2 separate regions of the Homo sapiens genome follow, and region 1 is linked to region 2. A link is a contact called in ENCODE Hi-C or POLR2A ChIA-PET data. All regions are on one chromosome and are shown on one strand. Each heading gives the region's core, a stretch centred on a gene start or an enhancer-like site at or near the end of the contact. The rest is flanking DNA. Distances are from core to core; before and after follow the strand shown. Region 1 overlaps CELF5 (CUGBP Elav-like family member 5). Region 2 holds the start of REEP6 (receptor accessory protein 6).

What was found. A loop is a pair of places that touch in the nucleus more often than their neighbours do. ChIA-PET counts read pairs that join two places held with the same protein, here RNA polymerase II (POLR2A). Pooled maps may share reads with other maps.
Region 1: a loop to region 2 is called in a pooled map, with 4 times the contacts of the local background. The contact joins the enhancer-like site here to the promoter of REEP6 in region 2. A Hi-C loop is called at or near these places in 5 of 50 pooled maps. POLR2A ChIA-PET finds 5 or more read pairs at or near these places in 2 of 52 experiments (Caco-2 and activated naive CD8-positive, alpha-beta T cell).

Annotation. Positions count from the first base shown.
Region 1 is chr19:3,282,525-3,287,439 of GRCh38, forward strand. It overlaps CELF5 (CUGBP Elav-like family member 5), which reads left to right. Exons shown (of 13, transcript NM_021938.4): 9 at 2,378-2,440; 10 at 3,418-3,501. Among named protein-coding and RNA genes, the nearest start is that of CELF5, 60 kb to the left of the region's middle. Within about 2 kb of position 2,832, at least 10 of the 41 ENCODE cell types and tissues checked have a DNase peak (open chromatin) inside an H3K27ac peak, as active enhancers do.
Region 2 is chr19:1,487,441-1,492,643 of GRCh38, forward strand. It overlaps REEP6 (receptor accessory protein 6), which reads left to right and starts at 3,741. Exons shown (of 5, transcript NM_138393.4): 1 at 3,741-3,944. The coding sequence starts at 3,830. PCSK4 (proprotein convertase subtilisin/kexin type 4) reads right to left here and starts at 2,910. Exons shown (of 15, transcript NM_017573.5): 1 at 2,718-2,910; 2 at 2,353-2,457; 3 at 748-840; 4 at 524-652; 5 at 345-421; 6 at 163-251. The coding sequence starts at 2,906. RefSeq lists silencers at 2,650-3,079, 3,300-3,839, 3,870-3,989.

The DNA of each region.
Region 1 (4,915 bases), core at 1,582-4,081, 1.8 Mb after region 2:
TAGGAGAGTGGTGGGGAATAAAGATGGTGTTTCTGGAACAAGTATGAGTCCCTACATCACAGTGCCCAGGGAACAGAAGGGCAGGAAAAAGGGTGTCTCCGCTGAGCAGATAAGAGCTGTGGACACAGGAAGGGAGGCCGTGGCAGGGTAATAACACATTAAAACGGTGCATCTGGATGTTTCTGAGCTTAAATTCCAGTTCAGTGACCCTGGATGGGCTCTTTACGTCCCTGAGCCTCAGTTTGCTCATCTGGAAAATGGGGCAGATAACATCAGTAGCCTCAGAGGGTTGCATTGACAATTTAATCTGTGTGCAAAAGGCTTCACACAGGGTCTCACTCTGTCGCCCAGGCTGCATTGCAGTGGCACAATCTTGGCTGACTGTAACCTCCGCTTCCCAGGTTCAAGTGATTCTCCTGCCTCAGCCTCCCAAGTAGCTGGGATTACAGGCGCATGCCACCATGCCCGGCTAATTTTTGTAGTTTTAGTAGAGATGGGGTTTCACCATGTTGGCCAGGCTGGTCTCGAACTCCTGACCTCAGGTGATTCACCTACTGCGCCCAGCCCATAAATCTTAATTATTCATCTGTGTCATTTGGGGAGATATCAATGCCTGGATTCATTCATTTATCCATTCAACACAGAATGAATGACCCACTGATTTAGGCTGCACCTGCTTTCATGAAGCAGAGGTCCTTCCTTTCTCTATGCTACACCTACAATTTTAGGGCAAACATCTTCCAACATCTAATTTATGTGAAGTAAGTTATCTGTCTTTCCACCATGTAGGAGAATTTGTTTCTAACTTTTTATTTTTTTAATTATTTTTATTTATTTAGTTTTAGAGACAGTGTCTCACTGTGTCACTCAGGCTGGAGTGCAGTGGTGTCGTCGCAGCTCACTGCCGCCTCCATCTCTGGGGCTTAAGCAATCCTCCCACCTCAGCCTTCCTTGTAGCTGGGACTACAAGCATGTGCCATCACGCCCGGCTAATTTTTAAATTTTTGTACAGACGGGATCTTGCTGTGTTGCCCAGGCTGGCCTCAAATTCCTGGGCTCAAGCAGGCCTCCCAAAGTGCCGGGATTATAGGTGTGAGCCACTGTGACTGGCCTTAACATTTTATTTTGAAATGATTGGAGGTTCACAGGGAGTTACCAAAATACCACAGAGCAGTCCCAGGTACCCTTCACACAGCTTCCCTGATGCCAGCAGCTTATCTAATCATAGGTCACTGTCAAACCCAGGAAACTAACACTGGCACCATACAATTAATTCAACTCCAGACGGTATTCAAATTTCACCATTTATTTATTTAGCGACAGAGTCTCACTCTGTCGCCCAGGCTGGAGTGCAGTGGCGTGATCATAGCTCGCTGCAGCCTTGAACTCTCGAACTCCTGGGCTGAAGCGATCCTCTCACCTCTCACCTCAGCCTCCCAAGTCACTGGGACTACAGGCACGTGCCATTATGCTTGGCTAATTTTCGATTTTATTTTATTTTTTAAGAAATGAGGGTCTTGCTATGTTGCCCAAGCTGGTCTCGAAACTCCTGGGCTCAAGCGATCCTCCTTCCTCGGCCTCCCAAAGTGTTGGGATCACAAGTGTGAGCCACCACACCCAGCTGATTTCACGAGTTTTTGTATGCACTCTGTGCACGTGTGTGTGTGTGTGTGCAGGGGCGGTTAATTGCCATTTTGTCACAGATGCAGACTTGTGGATCTCCCACAGTGAAGATACAGAACTGCTTCTTGCCCACAAAGTGAACTCCTTCCTGCCACCCCTTTGAAGTCACAGTCACCACCACTATCCCCTGCCCTCCAGCACACTCTCCATTCGGGCAGAATTGTTTGGCTGAATTTTTCCCCAGAATCATCAGCTTTGGTGGCCTGGACAACTTCTTCCCTCCCCTACCCCTTTCCCTAGCGGTAGCAGGAAGGCTACAGCTAGATGGGGGAGCTACAGGGTGTCTGATGAGGAAACTCATGTGGAGAGGGAGACGGGGCAGGGGATGGGGGCAGGTGGTGATTTGAGGTGGAGGCTGAAGTCCTGGTGAATCCAGGGAGTAGAGAGGAGTGAAGGGTCCCCCTTGGGAGGCAACCGGGTCGGGATAGGGAGAGGGAGATGGGGACGATGGTGATCTCTCTCTGGAGTCCGAGAAACCCGGATTCCAGTTCAGCTTCTGCCATTTGCTATCTGAGTGGCCCTGTGCAAGTGGCTTCACCTTCCTCGGCCTCAGCTTCCTGGTCCTACAGAGGGTTTAGCACAGAGGAGAAGCTGGGCGGGGTGTTTGTTGCTGTCCTTGCGGCTCTTAAGGATCGGGGGTGGATGGAAGACTTCTGCTGCTCCCGCCCCACTCAGCCCCTCTGTCTGCCCGCAGCTCAGAGCCCGACTGTGGCCGAGACACTGCATCCTGCCTTCTCCGGAGTCCAGCAGTACACAGGTAGGAGGCAGCCCGCGTGCCCGCGCTGGGCCCTGGCCCCGCCCCCGCCTAGGGCCCCGCCCCCAGGGCCCGCCCCGGACGTGTCGTTCTTCTGTGCCTAGCCGCGCCTCCTACCTCTGGCCCCGCCCCTCAGGGCCCACCCTTAGCCCCTTGTCCTGTATTCAACCCCGGGCCCTGTTACTGGTCCCACCCCACCACCACCTATACCCGCAAACAGGACCTTCCCTTGTCCTTTAAGGACAGCGCTTACCCATGGCCTTACCCTCTCATGTTCTGTGTTGGGGAGAGGGAATTCCCCTTGACCACGTCTCTAGCTCTGACCCAACCCCAGCTCTCGGCCCTGCCCCTTACCCTCCCTCCTGCAGCTCCTAGCCCCGCCCCTCACTTCCTGCCTTTACTCTGACCACGCCTCTCTGATAAAGCCCCGCCCCTACCTCTGGCTCTACTTCTTAAGGCCTGGCTGTGACCCCGCCCTCTGCTGCGGCCCCGCCCCTTAACTCATGGTCCTGCCCACATAGCCCTCCATCAAGTCACGGCCCCGCCCCACTCATGCCCTTCATCCCAGTCTTGCCCCCGCCCTCCACTGTGACCCCACCCCTCAAGCAATGGTCCCGCCCACTCTGGACTGTCCTGTAGCCTTGGCCCCGCCCTCTACTGTGGCCCAACCCCTATACCCCTCCCCTCACGCCATGGGGTCCGCCCCCACCCCCCCTTCCCCGCCCCGTCTCGGTATTGGCCCTGCCCTCCACCATGGCCCCGCCCCTCAGGCAATAGCCCCTCCCCGTTTCGTCTGTGATCTTGGCCCCGCCCTCTGGCCTGGCCCCGCCCCCAAACCCTCCCCACAAAGGCCATGATCACACCCACTCCTGCCTTGGCCCCACCCTCTTATGGCCCCGCCCCCTCCCCGCCCAGCGGCCCAGGCCGCCCACGTGGCCTCACGCCCCTCCTCGCCCTGTGTCTCGCTCCGGTCTCCGCAGCCATGTACCCCACCGCGGCCATCACGCCCATCGCGCACAGCGTCCCCCAGCCGCCGCCCCTCCTGCAGCAGCAGCAGCGAGAAGGTGAGGCGGCCGCAACCTCCCCTGGGCGCCAGCCCCGCCCTCTGCCCGCCCTGTCCACCTGCAGGCTCCGTGTCTGGCCCGGGCCTCTGGGACCCGCGGGGCTGAGAGTGCGGCCTGGGGGCTGGACAGGCCAGAGTTGAGTCCCGGTGCAGCCGCTGACCCCTGGGAATCTCCCTCTCTGTTTCCTCCTCCGAAAAGAGAACCATGCTCGCCCCGACCCCGTAGGAATAGCAGTGACTTCCTACCAGCCCTCTCCAGAACCAAGAGTGATTCTCTGGATTTTTTGGAAAGGAAACCCTTTTTGAGGCTGGGGCATGGCACGATGAGGTATCAGGTAATGAGGCCTCCCCAGTAAAGCCAAGGCTGTCGAAGGAGGGAGGGATTCGATTCTGGAGTCTGACAGTCAGGGTTCAAATCCATACAGTTCTTGCCATGTGCGGTAGATCCCGCCTGTAATTACATAGCGTTTTGGGGGCCGAGGTGGGAGGATCACTTGAGCCCAGGAGTCCAAGACCAGCCTGGCTTAGCAAGACCCCATGTCTACAAAAAAATTAAAAATTGGCCAGGTGTAGTGGTGTGCACCTGTAGTCCCAGCTACTCAGGAGGCTGGAGCAGGAGGATCACTGAGCCCAGGAGGTCAAGGCTTCAGTGAGCTACTATCTCCCCACTGGACTCCAGCCTGGGTGAGAGAGCAAGACTCCATCTCAAAAAAAAAAAAAAAAAAAAAGGCCGGGCACGGTGGCTCACGCCTGTAATCCCAGCACTTTGGGAGGCCGAGGCGGGCGGATCACAAGGTCAGGAGATCGAGACCATCCTGGCTAACACGGGGAAACCCTGTCTCTACTAAAAAATAGAAAAAATTAGCTGGGTGTGGTGGCGGGCGCCTGTGGTCCCAGCTACTCGGGAGGCTGAGGCAGGAGAATGGCATGAACCCAGGAGGCGGAGCTTGCAGTGAGCCGAGATCGCACCACTGCACTCCAGCCTGGGCGACAGAGCAAGACTCCGTCTCAAAAAAAAAAAAAAAAAAAGAAAAGAAAAGAAAAAAATCCCAAGCTGGTAACAACCCAAGTGTTCATCAGCAGGTAAATGGATAAATAAATTAGGATGGAGCTGCACGATGGAACACTATACAGCAGTGAAAAAGGATAAGTAGCCAATACTCACAACAACATGGAATAACTTCACAGGCAGAATATTGAGTGAAAGAAGCCAGATAAAAAAGACTTCACTTAAATGAAGTTTTAAAACAGTAGGCCAATCGAGGTGGCTCATGCCTGTAATCCTAGCATTTTGGGAGGCTAAGGCAGGTGAATTGCCTGAGCTCAGGAGTTCAAGACCAGCCTGGCCAACATGGTGAAACCCCATCTCTACTAAAAATACAACAATTAGCCGAGCGTGGTGGCGTGTGTCTGTA
Region 2 (5,203 bases), core at 2,491-4,990:
CCATTCGTATTGGCTCAGCACCCCCCAAGCCCTGGAGTCTGGGGCCCTAGCACCACCCAGCAGTGAGAGGGTGGGCTCCCGAGTCCTTGGGCCCAGCTCCCCGCCAGAGTCACCCCCTTCCCTCTCTGTCCCGGAATGGTGCCGCTGGGGGACCCCGGGTACCTCCGATTCGGGCGTTGAAAGCGACCCCCACACCACAGAAGCCATTGTTGGCCATCGCGGCCACCTCCCCAGCACAGCGGGTCCCGTGCCTGGTGCCAGGGCCAAGAGGGGCTCCTGTCACGGCCTCCATCCCCCTGCCGGGTACTGGGGCTTCCCCCGTGTGCTGTGGGAGCCCTGCTCACCGGTTCTCTTTGCTGGGGGTGTAGCGGGGCTGGGGGTCCGGGTCGTAGTCATTGAAGTCATAGCTGGCCAGGGGGTCCTGGGGGCAGGTGGGGATATGAGGGGGCCGGGAGGCGTCCCTAGGGTGGTGCCAGCCTCGGCACCTGGGGCAGCCCTCGCCCACAGCCACCCGCGGTCTCACGTAGTTGGCCCAGAGGTCCGGGTGGTCCTTCTCGATGCCATCGTCCAGCACAGAGACCACGATGCCCTGGCCTGACAGCCCCTGACTCCAGGCCTGCAGGATGCTCAGGTCTGGTTGGGCCTCGCTGTTCTGCAGGGGGAGGCGGGGTTGTGACCCTGTGAGGGCCTGGAGTTGAGGGCGCCAGCGGCCCCGTCCCCGTCTACCCACCCTGGCTGCCTGCTCACCATGTACCACTGCTTGGAGAACCAGGGGTCCGTGGGCACCACGACAGAGCGTTTCACCCGCCGCTGCAGCGTCTGCTGCTGGAACCACTGCACCTGCAGAGCAGAGGGTGCATCAGGCCTGTCCCCTGCTCGCCCCTGGGGCCCCTCGTGGTTCAGGGAGTGAGGCAGCCCCGTGCCCTGGGACCCTGTGTTTGTGGGGGTTGCTCTCCAGGGTCCCCATGTGCCTGGGGCTCTGTCTGCAGTCGGAAGGGGTCGAGGCTTTTGGACCACCTGTCCTTGGGCCCACAGACGCGTCGTTGCTGCCGCGGGTGACTGCAGGTCCCCGGGTCCCCACCCCACTCTCTCCCCCATCCCTGTTCTAGATCCTTCTATCTCTCTCCTGCATCACTTCCTTATTTTTTTTCTTTTTTTGAGACAGAGTCTTGTTCTGTCGCCCAGGCTGGGGTGCAGTGGCGCAATCTTGGCTCACTGCAACCTCTGCCTCCTGGGTTCAAGCGATTCTCCTACCTCAGCCTCCCAAGTAGCTGGGACTACAGGCGCACACCACCATGCCCGGCTAATTTTTGTACATTTAGTAGAGATGGGGTTTCGCCATGTTGATCAGGCTGGTCTCGAACTCCTGAGCTTAAGTGATCTGCCTGCCTTGGCCTCCCGAAGTGCCGGGATTACAGGCATGAACCACCACGCCAGGCCTGGCTTCTCTCTTGCAAACCACATCAGGAACTGGCCACTGCTCTCCCTCCCGGTGCTGTAAGCAGGCAGCTGTCCAGTCCTGTTCAAGGCACTTCCTGGCCTCCGAGGGCTTCCCAGGCTCCATCCCAACCCCTCAGCTTGACATCCCAGGCATTTTCTAGACAGGGCCCAGCCCGATGGGACCCAGGCCCCTTTCTGAGCGCCTGGACACTGCGTCCTGAGGGCCACTGGGTGACTGTAAGCCTCCTACTTTTTTTTTTTTTTTTTTTGAGACGGAGTCTCGCTCTGTCGCCCAGGCTGGAGTGCAATGGCGCGATCTCGGCTCACTGCAAGCTCCGCCTCCCGGGTTCACACCATTCTCCTGCCTAAGCCTCCTGAATAGCTGGGACTACAGGCGCCTGCCACCATGCCCGGCTAATTTTTTTGTATTTTCAGTAGAGACAGGGTTTCACCGTGTTCGCTAGGATCTCGTCTCGATTTCCTGACCTTGTGATCCGACCGCCTCCGCCTCCCAAAGTGCTGGGATTACAGGCGTGAGCCACCGCGCCGGGCCAAGCCTCCTACTCTTTGGAACCCATTACGGTGTCGTAAAATCCCCTTCCCTCCATCCCATGACCTAGACGGTGGGGAAGTCACGCCGTCTGTCCCTCCTTACCAGAGCCCCTGGGGCCCAGAGGAGGGAGGGGGAGGACAAGAGGTGCCCACTGTGTACCAGGCCCTGGCAGGCGCCATGATTTCCGTATCTGGGTCTTCCTGCCTCCTCTTGCTGTATAGACTTGGGGCCCGGGCGGGTCTGAGCCACAGAAAGCACACAGCTGTTCATAACAACCACGAGAACCACAGAAGATGGCTGGTGGCCCCAGGAGGCAGCTGAGACCCCGGGCAGGGGGTTGGCCTCCAGGCCAGGCTCACCTTGGGGTTTTTCTTCAGGTGCAGGCGGTGGCCCCAGTGCGGGGTCAGGGACTGCTGGACCACGCCCCGGTGCCGCAGGTGAAAGTACTGCCCGTCAGGGAAGATCTGGGGATGTGGGGAAGCGGCCGCACCGATGGGACCCGGCTCCCCTGCTGAAGCCCCCGAGGGCCGGTAACAGCCCCCTTCTTTGTCCTTCCCCAGCAGGTGCTCTCTGGGAGTCCCAGAAGCTGAGCTTGGCTGAGGCAGGGGTGGGCTGGGACTCTTGATATTTAGAAGACCTTGTGGGCTCCCTCCCCCTTGTCGGGGTCTAGGGTTGTTCAGTCCCCTCCAAGCCCCCACTTCCCGTCTATCCCGGTCCCACCCACCGGCCCCAGGTTGACGAAGCCGAATTTGCGTGCCAGGCGCTCGACCTCCCGGTTACCCTGGGACACCTGGACGGCCCAGCTGCTGACATAGATGGGGGCTCGGACCGGGGCCCACCCCACAGCCCGGGGGCGGACAAGGGCCAGGGCCAAGACCAGGCGCAGCCACAGCGCAATCGGGGCGGGCCGCATGGAGGCGGGGCGGGAGCGGGGCCTGCGCAAATCCCCTCCCTCCCGCCAAACCGCCGAGTGGGCCCAGGCGTCCGACCCGCCCCCGGCGCCATAGCAACGCAGAAGGCTTCGACTCCCAGGGGGCCTTGCGGCTACTCAGCCAGGAGGGGCGCGAAGATCTAACAGAAGCGGGAGAGGGACGCACGCCTGCCCGTCTTCCGCAGACCCACACCCTCGGGAGCCTCAGTTTTCCCATTTGTACAACGACAAGACTAACCCAGAGAAGCGGGTTCACTGTTGCGATAACGCGTCCTACCCTTTGTTTGACCTCTCCCACTTTCCAACACACCCCTCCTTCGAGAATCAGCCCGGCCTCCTGTCCGGCCTAATCAGAATCATTCTTTTGCGTAATCCCGCCTCCTCCGATAAGCCTCGCCCCGTTCCCGCCCCTACCATTCCGCCCTGCCTCCTTTGTGATCAGCCCCGCCCTCCACTGGTCTCGCCAATGAATCGCGTCCCGTTTCTCCAATCGGCTCGGATGTTTCTTTAGCCCCTCCCCCCGGTTCCGCCCCCCCACGCCTCTCCTCGCCCTGGCTCCACCCTTCAGCCAATAATCCCATCCTCTGACACCGCCCTTCCAATCAGCTACGTCTCGCTCCGGCCCGGCCAATCGGTGCCCTGGGCCGCCGCGCCCCGCCCTCTCCCGGCGGGGTCTGGGCAGCGGCGGCCGTGGCGGAGGGCTATGCGGCGGGGGAGACGGGGCAGGCCCCTCCTCCTTTGTCCGCCCTGCCCTCCCATTGGTCCTAGCGGGGGGCCGGGGGCGGACACCGGCGCGGGGCCGGAGCATCGCGGCTCAGGCTGCGGGAAAGCGGTGCGCGTGCAGCGGGGTGGGTGCCCTGGTCCGCGGGCGAGCTCGAGCAGCCAACCCCGGGCGCGTCGGGGCCATGGACGGCCTGAGGCAGCGCGTGGAGCACTTCCTGGAGCAAAGGAACCTGGTCACCGAAGTGCTGGGGGCGCTGGAGGCCAAGACCGGGGTGGAGAAGCGGTATCTGGCTGCAGGTGAGCCGTCGGCGCTAGCCCGTTTCGCCGACGGGCACACCGAGGCCATGGGCCTGGGGGTCGCAGACCGGACTCCTTCCCCGGCTACGGGGTCCGGTCCGGCCGGTGGAGCGCGCGAGGTGACTGGGACCTCGAGGTCCGCCCGCAGCCCTTCCCTTGCCCGCGCCCTGCGACCCTGCTCCCGGGCCACCCCTCTCTAGCTTCCGCCCCTGGCCGCCCCCCGACGCCTCCTTCCGGGCGCTGGGTGCCTGCCATGCCGAAGTCCGGTTCTTCCAGTTGCCCAGTGGCCCCAGAGGGGTCGGGATGCCAGTGTCCTGCGCGTTTCGCCGTCCCCCTTCCCCCGTGGACCCCGGCCTGGCTGCAACAGTAGAGATCTTCCCGTTTTTCTGAGGGGAGGCTCCTGGCGGGAAGGGGAACGGACCGTCCTGGGGGCCTGCCCAGGACCCTTCTCCTTTCCTCCTCCTCTCCTGCCCTAGCTCACCTTCCCCCAGCTCAATGGCTTAGTGCCACCGAGCGTAAATGTTTGTTAAGACGGAGTTGGGTTGTCTGACGGCTGTGATGTGGGGAGGCTGGACTGGGGCCCACAGAGCCGGAGATCCAGGCACCCCGATTGTGACTCCATTACAGTTCTTCCGTGACTTTCACCCTTGGTGACGCTGCGCGCCCCTTCCCCTTTCCAAATCTCTAGCAAGAGCATGTAGTAAACGCTCCTTAAATGCCTCCCTCCCCACCTTTAAAACTTTTTTTTGAGACCGAGTCTTGCTCTGCTGCCCAGGCTGGAGTGCAGTGGTGTGATCTTGGCTCACTGCAACCTCCACCTCCTGGGTTCAAGCGATTCTCCTGCCTCAGTCTACCAAGTAGCTGGGATTACAGGTACCCACCACCATGCCCGGCTAACTTTTGTATTTTTAGCCGTTCAACATGGTGAAACGGGGTTTCACCATGTTGGCCAGGCTGGTCTTGAACTCCTGGCCTCAGGTGATCTGCCCACCTCGGCCTCCCAAACTGCTGGGATTACAGGCATGAGCCACCTTGCCTGGCCTAAAACTTTTTAAAATTAACTTTTTTAAGAGACAGGGTCTCACTATGTTACCCAGACTAGTCTTAAACTTCTGGGCTCAAGCGATCCTCCTGCCTCAGCCTCCCAAAGCTCTGGGATTACAGGTGGAAGCCACTGCACCCAGCCTTTCTTCCGTTTGTGTGGTGCTCCCAGCCCCACTGGCTCTGCCTTCTCTTCCAGGAAGCTCCGCAGAATGACT